Linked DNA regions of Homo sapiens: region 2 is linked to region 1. Evidence: read pairs that join two places in POLR2A ChIA-PET (ENCODE). Cell type or tissue: PC-9. All regions are shown on one strand. Each heading gives the region's core, and the rest is flanking DNA. Links, peaks and the distances in the headings are about the cores only. Region 1 overlaps LAMA4-AS1 (LAMA4 antisense RNA 1). Region 2 has its middle 14 kb from the start of MARCKS.

Region 1 (8,736 bases), core at 137-8,136:
CTGTGTTTCTTATACAGCATATTTGCCTTACAGTATTTGTACTAAAGCTGTATCTTTTCCCTTCTCCACCCAAATGAAATCATTTCCTTTTACCATCCTGCAGCTTAATTCTTATGGAAGAGAGGAGTTACATTTGTAAGGGAGACAGGGTGGGATGGGCAGGGAAGGAACAGCCAGCTTATAAACATGCCAGGGCTTAATATGGGAGCCAGGGAGAAAGCTCACACTTGCAGAAAGACGACAGTGCTTAAGGCCTGCAGCCGCTGTGTTTGTGAGGGATCACTTTTCCCATCTTCACCAAGCCAGACCCTGAAAATGTACCACACCATCCTCTGAAAAGAATTCTTGTTAATTAGCTATGTTTTATTTTTGGAGCTTGACAATATCAAAATCTTTTTGGGAGTTAAGCAATTTTCAGTCATGTTAAAGCACAGGATGGAGAAAGTACTCCCTAATTCTCATAAACTTGCAAGAATGGAAAATGGCAAACTTTGCCTTTTATCTACAGCATATGAAATTTGAAAAATAGCATAAATAAAGACTGTATCCAAGCCCCTTCTGTGCCCTAAAAATGGCATTGCAATGTAGAGAATGAATATATGCATTCACATGTATTGTCAGCTGTCTTGATAAAATGATGTTTTCATAATATAGTGTTATTTCTTTAAACCACATTCAATATTCTTGGCTGCCAGATGACAAGATGGAGAAAACAAAATACGTTTTGGGCAGAGGACAAAGACTTAAGGACTGAGTGGGTCATGGGAGGGAGTCAAATGATAGTTTGAAATTTGCTGCTCTTCTTGCCTGTTCTATTTAATTTTTGAGATGAGTGGGGAAGAGACACATAACACAGGAGATTTGGGGAAGACCAGTTGTCTCAATGTTGGCAATGATTTGTAGGGCATTTTGCATTTATTCTAACAACAAAATCCAAGGGCCAAAGTTGGGTGAGTCTGGACAGATAGCAAGAGAAAAAGACTCTGCTACTTCTAAGCAGCCTTCAAGGAGGTGCCCCGGTGACTGATGTTATAAGGGCTGGCCTCTCCAGAATTTACTTTCAAATAGGGCAGTCATGAATGGAATGAGTTATTGGCTTAAGATATTTAATAAGGATGTGGTAGAATCTGAGCATTGTATTCCAAGTCTGACCTCTCCTAGTACACACACACATATATACACACACACACATGCATGCACACACACCCTTTAGTTTTAATTCTGTTTAAGAGAGAGTTTTATTTTTTATCCTTAAATACCATACTTCATGCCAAATTATTTTCAGTTTTGTTACATACAATGGCAAAAGTGAGTAGCTTGAGAAGCTGGCCGGTGGAGGAGCCTTTTGAAGATTCCCTTTTATTAAAGAGTTTAGAGGCTTCGAAGGACTTGAAAATTGTTGACAGTGAAAAAAAAAGTTAATTGAGACTATAAATTCTTAACCCTGTTTATTATATGTTCAAGGAAGATTGTTCCTTTGGCCTCATTTTCATCCATGTCAACACATTTTGGATTGTAAGTCATTTGGGAGTAGGAGCAGTGACTATGTGCCCTAGATTTTCTAAGATATCCCTGAGTTCCCATGTTCTGCTCTGTGGTCCTTGAAATGCCCTCAAATTGATGTGAAGATTTTTCCCCCATAGCTACTCTGTTTACACAGTCTCATATTCAGAAAGGGTCTTAAAGCTTTGCAGTGGGCCAGGCGCGGTGGCTCACACCTGTAATCCCAGCACTTTGGGAGGCCAAGGTGGGCGGATCACGAGGTCAGGAGTTCGAGACCAGCCTGGCCAATATGGTGAAACCCCGTCTCTACTAAAAATACAAAAATTAGCCGGGTGTGGTGGTGCACACCTGTAATTCCAGCTACTCAGGAGGTTGAGGCAGCAGAATCGCTTGAACAAGAAGGCGGAGGTTGCAGTGAGCCAAGATCATACCTCTGTACTCCAGCCTGGGCAACAAGAGTGAAACTCCATCTCAGAAAACAAACAAACAAACCAAAAACCTTTGCAGTGATGTAGTGGTGTAGGGAGCTTAAACAGCATGTCCTAATTCATAGCTGGTTAGTGGGGACACCCAGGTTAGGGTCTCCTGTTGCAGTGCTGAACTTACAAGTGGACACTTCAGTTTTGTTGCTATCAGTGATCCAGAGGAAGGAGAAAAGTCCCACAAAAGCACCAGAGTTAATTTTATTTGTAAAAAATTGTGAGCCTAAGCAGTTTTTCTTGATAAAGTAAAATTTACTCCAGTGTTGGCAGGGATTGTACAAATGTCTTATTTTCAGGAAATGATCTTCAGCTCATAAATTTTGCCAAAACATAAATATAATTAAAATATATCCCTAAGTGAACTTAAAATCATTCTGGAACAACAAAGTTCCCCAGTGAGATGAGATGTGCCTTTTCTCCTTTTCTTTTTTTCAGTTAATCATTGAGAATTAAATTTTGCTTATTTTCTTTCCCTCTTTAGTTTTCTTGATAACTTCTTCTGCAGTTCAGTGGAAGAATCATCTTTTTTTTTTTTTTCATTCCAATGGAATACTACAATGATTTAAGAACTTTACTTGCTTCAATTTGGATCTTATGCCTTAATCCACCCCCGGCCTCTCCTCCCCATACACACACACACTGGGAATGCGGCTCTCTGAGTCGCTGACTCAAGCAGCAGAACGACATCTGCTGTGGATGTTCAGCAGCACAGCTGACATGTATTTGAAAAGTGAAGTGTTGGAGTCATTTAGGGAGCAGAGCAATTTCCTCTGTCAGAGATGAACACTTGGATTAACAGAGAGTACTTCATTCCCATACAAGTTGATTCTGAAAGTGCCTGAAGCAAATCTCTTGACCCTGAAGTTGAGGCTAACCACTCCTGGGCAGGGTCAGAAGTTTAAAAAAATGCTGTTTTAGAGGTTAATGGGGTGAGGGCTATTTCCAGCTGAGTCTTCAAAAGTGCTTCAGACTGCAATTAGCATTTACTGTTTGCTTAAAAAAATGACTTCACTCATTCACAGCCATTGATTCTTATTTATGAATATTACTTTTTAAAGAGACATTAAAGTAATATAATTAAAATACTTAATGTTTATCTTTAGTCTTTTCCCTTCCTGCTCTAGCAATACCAAAGTTCTTAAAATTTTCTGAATAAGCTATGTCATTTTGTTGTTAACCTTTAAACATGCTGTTTTTTGTTTTAGGAAAACTATATTTTCCCCTGCTTCTCTTTGCCTGGCTAATTCCTACTCGTCTTTTAGGTCTTGAGCTTCCAGCTGGGTGGTGTGTTGCTCCTGTGAGCTCCCTGGACCCCACCCCTTTCCTTACCCGCTACCCACCTTGTCACATTTTTTCTTGTCTACCAGGACCTTCCACCACTGCACCATAGCTATCCACTTGGCACACATTAAGTACTCAACAGATATTTGTTGGATGGATGGATACATGAAGAAAGGAGGAATAGAGGAATGAACAAATGGGTAAATCACTTTCCAATTAGTGGAGGTAGAGTTGCTTTCAAATGTTATTGTGCTTCACAATCACTTGGGGTACTTTGATAAAAATGTGTATTCTCAGGTTCTAACTGCAAGGATTTTTCATGACATATAGGGGTATATGTGGCAAGCCTCAAATAATTCATGACTACAGAACATAATATGTGAGACAGAAAGCGGGGAAGAGCCTGCCAATGAGCCTGGGTTAGATCTGCAGTACAGATGATGGGGAGCCAGCAAAGGATTTCAAGGATGGTCACATTTCTGGTATCTGTGTAGAAATTAGATTCAGCATTGATCTTCAACCTTGGCTGCATGCTGGAATTACCTGAAGAACTTTAACAAGTAAGTAATGATGCCTGGGTCCACCTCAAGAGGTTTGTATTTAATTGGTCTGAGGTGTGGCCTGGGCTCTGGAATGGTGTTAGAGCTTCTCAGGTGATTCTAATAGAACACCAAGATTGAGAACTACTAGAAGAGAGGAGAAAATTCATCCATACAATTTGGCAATCAATCAACTCTCCTCTGACATCTTTTAAGTATTGTGTATTGGCAAAAAGCAGTTAAAAACCACAATGCGATATTACTGCATACCTACCAGAATGGCTAAAATAAACAATGGTGATAACATTAAATGCTGGAGAGAATGTGGAAAAACTAGTTTTCCGATATGTATGGCGTACGTATGGTGGGAATGAATGGCAATTTCTTAAAAGCTAACCATGCAACTATTATGTGACCCAGAGTAGGGTAAATGCATCTGATCACAATAACTTAGGCATACTCTGATAATGACCCTGTGTGGCAGAGACACCTGAATGTATGTTCCTAGCTAGGGAAGCTGGGAGCAGACAACCTGAAGATTAATTCTTTTTCTATGTGGAACGTCTGGGTCTCCGGCTCATCCCATGGAACACCAGCCACACAGGATATTGAAGCTCCAGGTTTTGGGTTGAATGAAGGTTGCCAGGTGGAAGTTTTAGAGAAAGGGTGCTAAGTGAAAATGCTGTAATAAACTGGATGCTTTTTGCAAGCTGTTGCAGTTTTCTTGCCCAGCCCACCTCCACTGGGCTGTGTAGTTCTCCTGTCTAGCCTGCTGCCACGGGACTCTCTCCCCTAAATATAAGCCCTAAATAAAACCCCATGTCTCATTTGCTGTCTGAGTCTCTTCTTCAGCCTCTTGAACCTGGTGCCATCTCTATTGAGGTTAATAGGTGTTCAGCCTGACACCCAGCATTTGCACTCCTGGCATTTATCCCGGAGAAATGAAAATGTAGGTTGGCAAAAAAATAGTACATGAATGCTCATAGCAGCTAAACTGTAATAACCAAAAATTGGAAATAACACAAATGTCCTTTAATGGGTAAATGGTTAAACAAACTGGTGTGTCTATATCATGGAATACTCTTCAGCAATAAGATGAACAAATGATTGGCACATGCAACAACTTGGAGGGATTTCATGGGCATTATGCTTAGTGAAAAAACCAATCTCAAAAGTTTGCATACTATATGATTCTATTTATATAACATTCTTGAAATGACAAAATGATAGAAATAGAGAACAGATTAGTGGTTACCAGGAGACAGTGAAGAAGGTGGTGTGAGTACAAAGGGGTAGGCCCTGCTCATTGCTTTATGGCAATAGAACCATTCTGTATCCTGATTGTGATGGTGGTTACAGGAATCCATACAGGGGATTCAATTTTGCAAAAGACTATACTTACTCACACTTACTTGTTCATACCCCCACACATAATGCCCCCTCTCCCCAACTGAGTGGCAGGTAAAAACTGCTGAAAACTGAATGAAGCCTGTAGTCTAGTTAGCATTATTGTGCAAATGTCAACTTCCTGGTTTTGATATTGTACTACAGTAATGGAAAATGGTAGCTTGGAAGCTTGGGTAAGAGTTCACTGGACTCTGTGAACTCTTTTTCTGACTTCCTATGTGTCTACAGTTATTTTAAAATAAAAAAATGATAGTTGCATGTTTTTATTTACTGGCTGTATTTTAAAAAATGTCACGCATATATACATACTTTAATTCCATGGCTAGACTGTAGATTTTAGTATAGTGGCAACGTCTCATTGTGCTCATTCAAGTAAATTTAGCTCAATTCAGTTAAACTCAGTTCATCTCAATAAATATTTGAGGGCCTACTAGACACAAAAGGAATGATGTTAGTCCTCTTACCCTTAATCTTATATTGTCCATCCAGACTATGTACACTGATAGGTACACAATAAGACCTCAAAAAATGGCATCTAGTGATTGGACAATTGCCTTATTAATTTTTATGGTGCTGTGTGATACATCCCTTATTCGTATAAAGGCTGCATTTCTTTTACTTTGTTTTCTTTCTCTGAAAAGACCAAAATTTATGTAAGGAAAATACATTTTCCAAATTAATTTCTTATACCTCATTACCAGGATTGATGAAAACATTAATATACTCCACAAATTTATTTCAGGTTTTAAGCTGTAAGCATGTTTTAGTATATTATTTTACATCAAAAGACATGTGGTGCCTTGAAACCAGGACAAAACAGCTAGACTACCAAATAATATTCTTGGTCTTTTTTTTTTGAGATGGAGTCTTGCTCTGTCGCCCAGGCTGGTGTGCAGTGGCATGATCTCGGCTCACTGCAACCTCCACCTCCCGGGTTCAAACAATTCTCCTGTCTCAGCCTCCTAAGTAGCTGGGACTACAGTATTCTTGGTCTTTTTTATTTTTATTTTTAACAATCACCAAGCTTAAATTTGTGGGGAGGAGTGCAGTTTCCTTAATGTTTTCTACTTGGTTCAACATTCCCAGACAGCAATTACAAGGCAAATATCATTTCAGTAAATGAGAAATTCTTGTTTTCATGTACTGATTGGCTTTATGACACACTAAGGTTAATTGGGAAGCTTCTCAGGCTTATCTGAGTGATAACAAACAGCTGCAATAGATTGCACTCCCTTATCCCCCACATCATTTTGACAGAGCAACACCAAAACAAAACCTCATGAAATGTGTCATTAAACCGCACCGCAAACCTGGTTGCAATTGTGTCTGAGATAGCATCACAGGAAGCCAGAAGGAAACCAATAGCCTGAGAGAAAATGTTTAAATTAGCAAGGGTAGCCAGCCACCCTAGACCACAGCAGCTATAGGATTTGGTTACTGGAGTTCCAATATATGGCAATCTAGATAGTTCTTTATCTCACATGAATACATAGTGCTACTCCAAGCAAAAATATACTTGTCTAATGCAAATGCCCTAAATGCCAGATTTTTATATCTCTAATATAAGAATCACATTGCTGATTTCACTAGTAAAGTAAAAATGGATATCTTTGACTGCTTTGAAGAGCTTATAAAGGGCTTTACTTGCCATAATTTTTAAGTAACAACAGCTAATCTGTTTGAGCACTTATTAGAGCCCAAGCACTGGACTGTTTCTCATGTATCATCTCAGTTAATCCTCCCTGTAATCCTAGGATAGAATTATTATGCATGCATTACAAATGATGCCTAGCACACATACGAATCTTGTTCAAGGTCACAGAGTCAGTAGGTGTTAGAGCCTGGACTTGAGTCCAGGTACATCTTTTCCCAAAGACTCACTCTTATACTAATGAGTAGGTTAACAGAGAATGTTTTACAGGGAACTCATTGAGAGAAAGTTGCCTGGTAGAGTAGTTTTTAGGTCAGCAGATGTTTTTCCAGTTCAGTTGCCAGTTGGCCAGGTCACCAAGTGGATAACCAGTAGTCTCTCTGGTTATCTATGTGCATATTTGGGATGAGATTTCTTCCACTGTGTGGTATGATGCTGCTGCAGTGTTTTTAGGGAGTGTGTGGGTCAAAGCAACTTGCTCAATGATGGAAAAAAAGAGTTAGCCTGTAATGCTTTAGTTGGAAGATGGATATGTGCCATTGGTGTCCCTTTACTGGCTTCTGCTCATCCAGAGGCTCCTCTTTCTTGCTCCTACCTCTTTGTCCTCTTCCACACAGTCTGGTCCAATCATGCTCTTCATTTGGGCCTTGAAGGGGCATATCAACTAGTTGTTCATCCTGCTGTTTGTTTTTCAAATAGCCCCATTTGTGTCTCTTACCTTTCTGGTGTACAAAGCAGGGAAGTGGAGCAATAGCTTAGGACTGCCGATTTGGAGTCAGACAGACTTAGGTTCAAATCCCAGTATAGGCACTTGCTGACACTTACACATGAATTTTGGTCAAGCCATTTAATTTCCCTGAGCCTCCGTTTCCTCATCTGTAAAATTAAACAATGACACAATCTTATTGGGTTGTTGTGAGACTTAAATGAGATAATTTATGTAAAGCTGAATTCTTGGTATTGGAAGGGCTCAAATGTTAGTTATAATATGTTAGTTATAAATAATTGTCATCAATAGTTCAACCTCACTTATTTTTAATCCATTATTACCGTTCTTTCCATAATTTGGAATTTCTTTTTGCTTTGCTAATCTTTGAACTGCCTTAGCCTCAACATACTACAGTCACCCTTCTGTATACATGGGGGATTGGTTCCAGGATACATTCCCCATCCCTCTTCTTGGCTAATACTGTACTTTTGTTAGTGTTTGGTTGGGAAAAATCCCAGTAGAAGTGAACTCTCATAGTTCAAACCCGTGTTGTTCAGTGGTCAACTGTATTTAGTACCATGAAGGCTTTCAAAACTTACATTGATCTATATTCCAGTTGTCAAGCATGTAATAATCTTCACTTTCTTAATTTTTCTTTCCCTGATATGCTATTTAGCACCTGTGTAAACCTATGCAGCTGTGCTCAGCTATGTATAAATGTTTGCTTATGTGCTTCTGTTATGTTTATTTATGTGATGCTGTGGAGAGCCAGTTGCTCTATTAAATTATAAGCTCCTCAGAGGCCAAGGACCACACTTTCTGTTTCTGCTCCAAGTCCGGATGTCCTTCCAAGGACGGATTTTAGGAAGGCTGAAACTCAAACATACAGAACAGCTTTAATAAGATGTTAATGACAAATTTTCAAACATTGTGTTCTTTTCTAGGGTATCATCTCTTAAAGTAATTTCAGTCATAGCTTATAGAATTGTTCAACTTGGGGGCCTTTAGTGGGTGACTTTTTACATTTAAAAATTAATAAGTCTACAATTTGAGAAACAAATGAATAATAAAGAATAAAAAGGATTTAGTAACTGTTACTCTCCAGAAAATTTCAGGCCATATTTCCTTTGATCGGCTAAGTGATTGATACATTAGATTAAGAAA
Region 2 (8,736 bases), core at 202-8,201, 1.6 Mb after region 1:
GCATGTGGCACATATGTGGGTAACTCATTTAAAAACAACAGGAAGAAGATAAAATTATAGATTATCTAGGAATAATTTGCATAACATATAATGAAGACAACTGTAAACCTATATGTAAGGATGAAAAAAAGACCTGAATACCTGTATATATAATATTATACAGATATCACCTTTCTTACTCCCCAGCCATCTTGGCAGCTGCTCTTGACTGGGGCCATCCCAACCAAGGAGATGAAAAATTCACTGGAGTCAATTAATTATCGGCTCCAACTCATGAAAAGTGGAAAGTACATGCTGGGGTACAAGCAGACTTTAAAGATGATCAGACAAGGCACAGCAAAATTGGTCATCCTTGCTTACAACTGCCCAGCTTTGCGGAAATCAGAAGTAGAGTACTATGCAATGTTGGCCAAAATTGGTGTCCATCACTACAGTGGCAATAATATTGAACTGGGAACAGCATGCGGAAAATACTACAGAGTATGCACACTGGCGCTCACTGATCCAGGTGATTCTGCTATCATTAGAAGCATGCCAGAACAGACTGGTGGAAAGTAAACTATGCAAAATTTTCCTTTAATAAAACTTGCCAAGCTTGTTTTTTCTAAAAAAAAAATACATTATAAAGATATCAATTGTATGCCAATTTATTATCTAAGTATAATCGCATCAAGTACTCAGAGAAAAAATATGTTTAGAATTGAAAGGCTGATCCTAATTTTTTCTGGAAGAGTAAATAAGTAAGAATGCTGACTTTTAAAGCAAAAGAAAAATAAAGATGATTTTCCATGCCAGATATCAAAATACATTACAAAATTATAGTAATTAAACAAAAATGTATTGGCATAGGACTAAAAAGATAGTTCACTAAACAGAAGAGAGAATCCAGCAATAGACCCATGTTTTCATGGGAACTGTAGTGCATACTGATGAAAGAATTTCAAATCAATTCTGGTAGAACATAAGGGAAAAATAATCAAATGAGATTCCTACCTCACACTATACTGCAAAATAAATTCCCAATTTTATTTTATTTTATTTTATTTTTTTTTGAGACAGAGTCTTGCTCTGTCATCCAGGCTAGAGTGCAGTGGTGCAATCTTGGCTCACTGCATCCTCCGCCTCCGGAGTTCAAGCGGTTCTCCTGTCTCAGCCCCTCGAGTAGCTGGGATTACAGGTGCATGCCAGCATGCCTGGCTAATTTTTTTACTTTTAGTAGAGATAGGGTATCACCATGTTGCCCCAGGCTGGTCTCGAACTCCTGACCTCAGGTGATCCACCTGCCTCGATTTTCCAAAGTGCTAAGATTATAGGCGTGAGCCACTGCGCCCGGCCATAAATTCCAATTGAATTAAATCATAAGATTAAAAATTTTGACAAATATGAGGAAACCATAAGAATATGTATGTACTTTTTTTTTGGAGACAGTCTTGCTCTGTCACCCAGGTGCAATCTATGCTCACTGCAACCTCTGCATCCCCGGGTTCAAGCAATCCTCCCACCTCAACCTTCCGAGTAACTGGGATTATAGGTGTGCACCACCACTCCCGGCTATTTTTTGTATTTTCAGTAGTGATGGGGTTTCACCATGTTGGCCAGGCTGGTCTCTAACTCCTGACCTCAAGTGATCTTCCCTCCTTGGCCTCCCAACGTGCTGGGACTACAGGAATGTGCCACCTCGCCCAACCCGAATATATATGTACTCTTAAGGAAATATCATTCCTAAACAAGATAGAAAACTTAGAAGCCTGCTCCTTTTGTAGCTCATGAGCGATGATGATTGGGTGTTCACATGCATCTGTGAAATGCACTACAATCTTGTCACATTACCCATCTGACCTGAACTTGGGGAGGAAAAAAAAAACAACTCAGAAGCCACAAGGAACACAAGGAAACAACGGACAGATATAACTACATGATGCTTTCAATTTTTCTGCCCAGGAAAAGATCACATAAACCATGTTTAATAAAAGACAAAACAGACTGAAAGGAGATAGGTGTAACATACAACAGAAAGGGATTAACTGCTATAATATGTAAAAACTGAAGAGTTCCTTCAATTAAATAATGAAAAGACAATCCAATATAATAAGGTAAAAGAATAAAAATGAACAAAATAAAAAGAAAAAAGTGATCAATGAATATAAAGATCAATAATTTTTTCATGATTTCCCACCGATTAAAGAAAATTGAACAATTGATAGTATGTAGTTTTGGTAAGGGTATAAGGAAAAGGGCATTTTCATCACTATGCATCTGAATATAAACAACCATAGCATTTCTGTGGGTCAGTGTGGCAACATTCATCAATATGTTAAAGATTATGCCCTTTGATGGAACAATGTTACTTCTAACAATCCATTCTACAAAAATACTTACACATGTGGACAAATATATATATGAATATTAATGATAGAATAGAGAAAAATTTTAAACAACCTGAACATTCATCAATGAAAGAAATGACTAAGTAAGTTTTAATATTTCCATATGAACAATGAAACACTATATGGCTGTTTAAAAGAATTAGGTTGTTTTATATATACTCCTAGGGAAATTCTTCAAGATATAAAGTGCAAAAAAGAAGTCAGAAAGCAATCTAGATAGATTGCATCTAGATTGCATACAATAATGTCATTCATCCCATTTGTAAAACTCATGTATATATCTGTGCATGAGCAAGCATGGGAATAAAATAAAGCCTGAAAAAATACACTACAACTTGCTAACAGGAGGTAGAATTCTTAAAAAGGATCAATGAAAAGGAATTTACTTCAGTTATTTTATATACTCCTGTTCTATTTGAAAACGTTACAAGAATGCATTTTTTTCTCATTAAAATTTTTAATGGAAAAAATAGGAGTTAGCAAACTGTACTATTAATGTTGTTCCTGCCTTATCCAGAACTACTTGGTAATATAAAAAACAGCAGAATTACAAAGTCCAGAACTTTCTTTTGTTACATGTTCATTTTGCCTCCTTAATTTTTGTATTTATGTAAATAACTATAGCTTTTATAAAGCTCAGCTACAAAGGTACTAAAAATTTTATCAAAGTTTTTTTCTGTACCCCTTTTAAATATACACGAAGCCAACTTTTAAAGCTGGCTTTTTAATATAAGCATGATCTAAAAGTCCATAATTTTTCCCAGAGGACTGAATGCCTCCAGAGGACCTACCACTGTGGAAAAGATGCTGTGTCAAAATGATGCGGTGCAGCCATGCACTGGGCAGGACATCAACCTTGAAACACATGATACTGGTGACCACATAATGAGAATTCCATTCAAATTTGATGACTGATCTATGAAGTTCTAAGATTCTTGAGGGTTCTTTTAAATGCAGTTATCAGGCATCTGAAATCACTTTCTGCAACTTATCTGCAGTATAATCTAGAGAAAAATTTCCAGGCCTTGGTATCTATTTCATCATTCAAATGAAACTAATTCTCACCTGCCATTTATTATAAAGATTAAGTAAAACAATGGATCCAAAAATGCTTTGGAAGTTATGAAGTTGCTGTAAAACATTGTTTTTACCAATATATGAACAGTTGATCTTCCACAAATCAATTTGATATTCCTACCCCCACCCTTACCCTTGTATGGTCTGGACTCAGATTTGTTATCATTTAATGAGAACTTCCTATATTCAGGTCCTTAGGAAAAGTCTCAAACAGTTCTGGAAGGCAATGCTCCTATTACCCCCATTTCTCAGATGAGGAAGAAGATTAGGTACCTAACCCCAAGTCACAAAGCCAGGAAATAGTAAAGCCTAAATTCAAAGCTATTTATTTGATTCCAAAATTATTAACTGCTGCTCCTAACAGAGCACTGCCTCCCAGTATATTGATGTTTCATATCTTTTAATACCAATGAGGATAATAACTATTATGAGAATTATAATTGCTGTAAATTATCTCTTTTCAACAATTTTTTTTCAAAATTGGGAGAAAAGCAAGCCTACAAAAATAAAATTTGCATAGGTATTAACAAAATATTGCCCAAAGAAATTCAGGGTGTAAATAAATTATTAATATGCTACTGCTAACAAGATTGGTAATTAGCACTTAAGAAAAAAAAGAGAGAGAACAAGAGAACCCGAAGAAAGCTCATTTATCTATCTAGACTTTCTGTGAGAAGGATGAGGTTTCTTTTGTTTTGTTGTTGTTGTTGTTGTTGTTTTAAAATAGAGTCTGACTCTGTTGCCCAGGCTGGTGTGCAGTGGTGCAATCTCGGCTCACTGCAACCTCTGCAAGCGATTTTTGTGTTTCAGCCCCCCAAGTAGCTGGGATTACAGGCATGCGCCACCATGCCTGGATAATTTTTGTATTTTTAGTAGAGACAGAGTTTCGCCATGTTGGTCAGACTGGTCTCAAACTCACGACCTCAAGTGACCCTCCTGCCTCGGCCTCCCAAAGTGCTGGGATTACAGGCATGAGCCACTGCACCAGGCTGGATGAGATTTTTTTTTTTAATCTAATGTAAATTTTTTCAAAGTGCTGCTTACCCCCAGATAAACAGCAAGGCTGGCTCTCCTAGCTAAGTGCAGATGAAATGTCCAATTACATTAAACAGCTCTGGCTTGTAAAATATTTGAGGAAAAGCAGGGACTAAGAAAAGATAGCTTAAGAAATGCAAAATGTGGGGACACAGCATTTGCTTAATCACGTAAAAGTCTAAACGTTAATTAAAATTGACATTAATTAAGAACTATAATCCCACCTCCCTCAAGAGAGAGGCTGGCTTACTGGAAAGAAAGGACAACTTGGAATCACCAATTCTACAGGCCGTCTAGCGCCTTCAGTAATCCCTGGTCAGTGTCTCAGAATTCCTTTGGGAATTCTTCCCAAGGGAGGAGTCAAAAAATGGGTTCATTGCAAATGCTTACTTTACAAGTGAGTAATTTATTACAGCTCTGCTGTTACAGGTTTTTCTTATTTTCCTTTCGCTTCCAAATCTAGTCAGAGGGTTTCACCAAACCCATCTTATTCCCGGATGATAAGATAGAAAGGCAAACCAGCTTTTATTGAGGACCCGCTAATTGCGGGGGCCTGGGGTTACTAAAGCTCAAAACTTTCATTACAGCTTCTGCCCATTTTCATCCAAATCGCACCAGAAAACTTCTTACAAAGAACGCTTAAAGCAGTGGCTCATGCCTGTAATCCCAGCACATTGGGAAGCCAAGGCTGGCAGATTACTTGAGGCCAAGAGTTTAAGACCAGCCTGGCCAACATGGCAAAAACCCATCTCTACTAAAAAAAAAAAAAAAAAAAAATACAAAATTAGCCAGGTATGGTGGTGTCGCCTGTAATCCCAGCTACTTGGGAGGCTGAGGCAGAAGAATCACTTGAACCTGGGAAGCGGAGGTTACAGTGAGATCTCCCCACTGCACTCCAGCCTGGGCGACAGAGCAAGACTCTGTCTCAAAAATAAATAAATAATTTTTTTTTAAAAGAACACCTAAAACAACAACATCACCATACCTTACCTTTAGATATCTCTATTAAATCTTAGAACTAGAACTCTTTCTTTAAGATGGAAACTTTTATCTACATTTTACAAAGGAAGAAACTTGAGCTTAGAGAACCGAAGTCAACTGCATTAGTTCACAACGTAGCCACCAGATGTTTGAACCTGAAATTGAACCCATGTCTTCACATAGTGTAGTCCTACTACAGTGTAGCTCCTTCACCCCAGGGGAGCAAATTCCCCAAAGACAAGTACCATATTATTTTAGCAACAGCCAAAAGCACAGTGAATAAAATTGTATTTTGAAAGCTGTTTGAACACTGAAATGTTTAATGCACCTGGGCGGTGTTAGTATTATTAAAGAGTGATCAAAGTGGGTAACACAGTTTCCAGTAAGAAAAGTGGTCATAAAATATAATCATAAAGTATTGAAACAGTTTCTTATATGGCTTCTGGGGCCAGTCCCAAAGAGGAATGCCCCCCTAAATTGATTTGGAGATTGGCATGGGTCTGATGGGTGTTCTGATAAAGTGATAATTACAAAGGATAGTTGCTTGTTCCCATGAGTTCTGATACAATGACAATGGAAATCAACATTCTCAACTTTATATTCTTGCCATGTTCATGCATATATATATATATACACATATATATACACTGTGATAAGGAATTATATATATATGTATTTATGTATAAAATGACATAAGCTGCATTTTAATATGTTTCATGAAATAGTCCTGAGGAGCTCATTAAGAATTTTAAAAGTTTTTAATAAAGCATTAAATAAAAAGATATGGACCAAACAATTTAACTAGATATTTGCCTACTTGATATCCAATAAATTTTTTTACAATTCTCCCCCAGTAAATTGAATGAATCTTTTGATTGTATTAATAAAATGAAGTTAAAATGAAAATCAAATTATTTTCAAAAAGTAGTGATGATGCCTAGACTATAATAGTTCTTTATCCTGCTTGTTATTGAATATTTTCAAAACACCACAATTACAATAATACGGATTTTTTAAATGAAAAGTTGTAAAAAAAAATTTTTTTTATTGGTCATTTGGTGAAAAGAATATAAAAGTAGATGCAGGGAAAATTACTACCCATTTTATTCAATTAATGGCCATTCTATAGTTTAAGTATTCAGGACATTTAAAGCCACAGTAGAGGCTGGGCACAGTGGCTCACGTCTGTAATCCTAGCACTTTGGAAGGTCGGGGTGGGAGGATCACCTGAGGTCAGGAGTTTGAGACCAGCCTGGCCAACATGGTGAAGCCCTGTCTCTACTAAAAATACAAAAATTAGCCAGGCGTGGTGGTGCATGCCTGTAATCTCAGCTACTCGGGAGGCTGAGACAGAAGAATCACTTGAGCCTGGGAGGCAGAGGTTGCAGTGAGCCAAGATTGCGCTGCTGCACTCCAGCGTGGGTGACTGAGACAAGACTCCTTCTCAAAAAAAAAAAAAAGTTACAGTAGGAAAAAGCAGGAGATAAAGAAATTAAGTGTTAGTGTTAGAAAATAAAATGTTAAGGACATGAAAAAAAGTATTTTGATCAAGAAGGAAAACTGGTCTTGTCAACATAATCAGGAGGAAATATCTATTATTTATCAATTGTCATTTTCTCTTCTCTGCTTCTTAGGAGGACATTTTGCCCCTACTGATGCAACTGTTGCTGTGGTTGAGTCAGACAAACATAAAAGACTGTGACAGGACCCTGAGAAGTTCAAAGACAAGGCTCTCTTCTCAGTAAAAAGGGAGATCAGTTGATAACCTCCTTGAAATCTGCTTAGTTTTTAGGGAAGAAAGGAGAGAGGGAGAGACACTGGTGAAAAACTGGCTTCCTAAATTTTTTTAAATTATAAAATATCTTGGAATTCTTCAGTCTTTTCTCTATAAAGTATATTTATTGGGTCTATATTAAAAACTTGTAACTACTAGTTCTTTATTGGGAGGCAAATTAAAACAATTATAAGGAAGAGTTTAATAAATCATCATTCAGTGATCCAAACTGGTCCTCTGTCTAGAGATTATGGTGACAGATTATAAACAGCCTTGGAAGTCAGGCAGGGAGGGTTAGATCCCAGGCAACTAGAAGCCAATTTTTGATCAGAGATGTGACAAGAGAGATATTTGTGGCATTGAATGCCCTGGAGAGGGGAATGATGACCTAGTAGGTAATTCAGGCAGAAAATATCAAGAACATTGACTTGAGTTTTAGTCCTTGGAAGGGAGAAAATACCAGAGATGTTTGAAAGGAAAATAAATCAACACAACTTGACAAGGATAATCCATGAGGTGTTCTGAGCTGATAACAAATTATACAGTGAGAATTCCAGTCTTCTCCTTGATACTCAATTATTTTTATATTTAGTAAAGTCTAATCAATAGGAATTTTAGAGAAAAAAGCAACATAATGTAATATGTGCCTGAGACGTGAAAGATAATGGAGGTGAAAAGAGGTTTATAAACTAAACAAATGGGCAAAAACTTCAGGGTTTGTTTTATTTTATTTTTTGTTTTACATTCTAATTGGTAGTGGAGTGTTTAACCATACTGAAACCTAAGGAGGCCTTATATCTGGTTCTATTCTTAGCCTGAAAAATGGAGAGAAATGAGTCTAAAATGTCTCCAAGAAAGCTGAAGAAATCATCAGGGGAGAAAGGAAGAGAAGGAAGGGAAGGAAAGGAAGGGAAGGAAATCATTAGCTTTCCTGGAGACATTTTGGACTCATTGTAAAGTATCTTGAGTGGAAAGTGTAAGACATGGTACACTAGATCACTCAGAAGATGAGCTGGTTTAGATGGGAAAACAATAACCTGACTTTAAGAAAGTGGTGAGAAATATACGAGCAGCAATTACCAGATCAGTACGGAGACAATGGAAAATACAGAGCTGGAATTTCAGTTAGCCATTAGGATAGGAAATTCTGATTGTTGTGTCATTGGCATAAAAGCAATATTTAAAGCAATGAGAAAAAATCCAAAGTCAATTGAAAACTTGCCTTAAGTATCTTTTCCTCAATATTGGAGACGAGATGAGTGTGGTGATGCATGCCTGTTGACTCAGCTACTCAAGAAGATGAGTAGCTTGAGCCCCGGAGTTTGAGGCTGCAGCGAGCTATGATTAGGCCTGTGAATAGCCACTGCACTCCAGCTAGGCAACATAGCAAAAAGCCATCTAAAAAAAATACACACGCGCACACACACTGGAGAGGAAGGGGAGTGGAAGACATGTAAAAGAGACAGAGACCTCAGCATAGGG

Evidence for each region. ChIA-PET counts read pairs that join two places held together with the same protein. Peaks named below come from ENCODE experiments on the same cell type or tissue, not always from the same donor. Only the 100,000 strongest peaks of a DNase experiment are listed, where the experiment ranks them.
Region 2: POLR2A ChIA-PET joins it to region 1 with 7 read pairs; 2 of 35 experiments call an interaction of 5 or more read pairs at or near these places.

Annotation. Positions count from the first base shown.
Region 1 is chr6:112,279,702-112,288,437 of GRCh38, forward strand. The region is part of intron 2 of LAMA4-AS1 (LAMA4 antisense RNA 1); the gene reads left to right. LOC107986632 (a long non-coding RNA gene) reads right to left here. Exons shown (of 2, transcript XR_007059712.1): 2 at 4,823-7,739. Among named protein-coding and RNA genes, the nearest start is that of LAMA4, 30 kb to the left of the region's middle. In PC-9, for the core only: a CTCF peak has its summit at 2,643; DNase peaks (open chromatin) are centred at 2,750 and 4,100; H3K4me3 peaks cover 478 bases; H3K27ac peaks cover 3,290 bases.
Region 2 is chr6:113,839,063-113,847,798 of GRCh38, forward strand. It overlaps the pseudogene LOC124901547. Among named protein-coding and RNA genes, the nearest start is that of MARCKS, 14 kb to the right of the region's middle. RefSeq lists an enhancer at 7,040-7,334. In PC-9, for the core only: no CTCF peak of the experiment used is centred there; a DNase peak (open chromatin) is centred at 3,299; H3K27ac peaks cover 650 bases.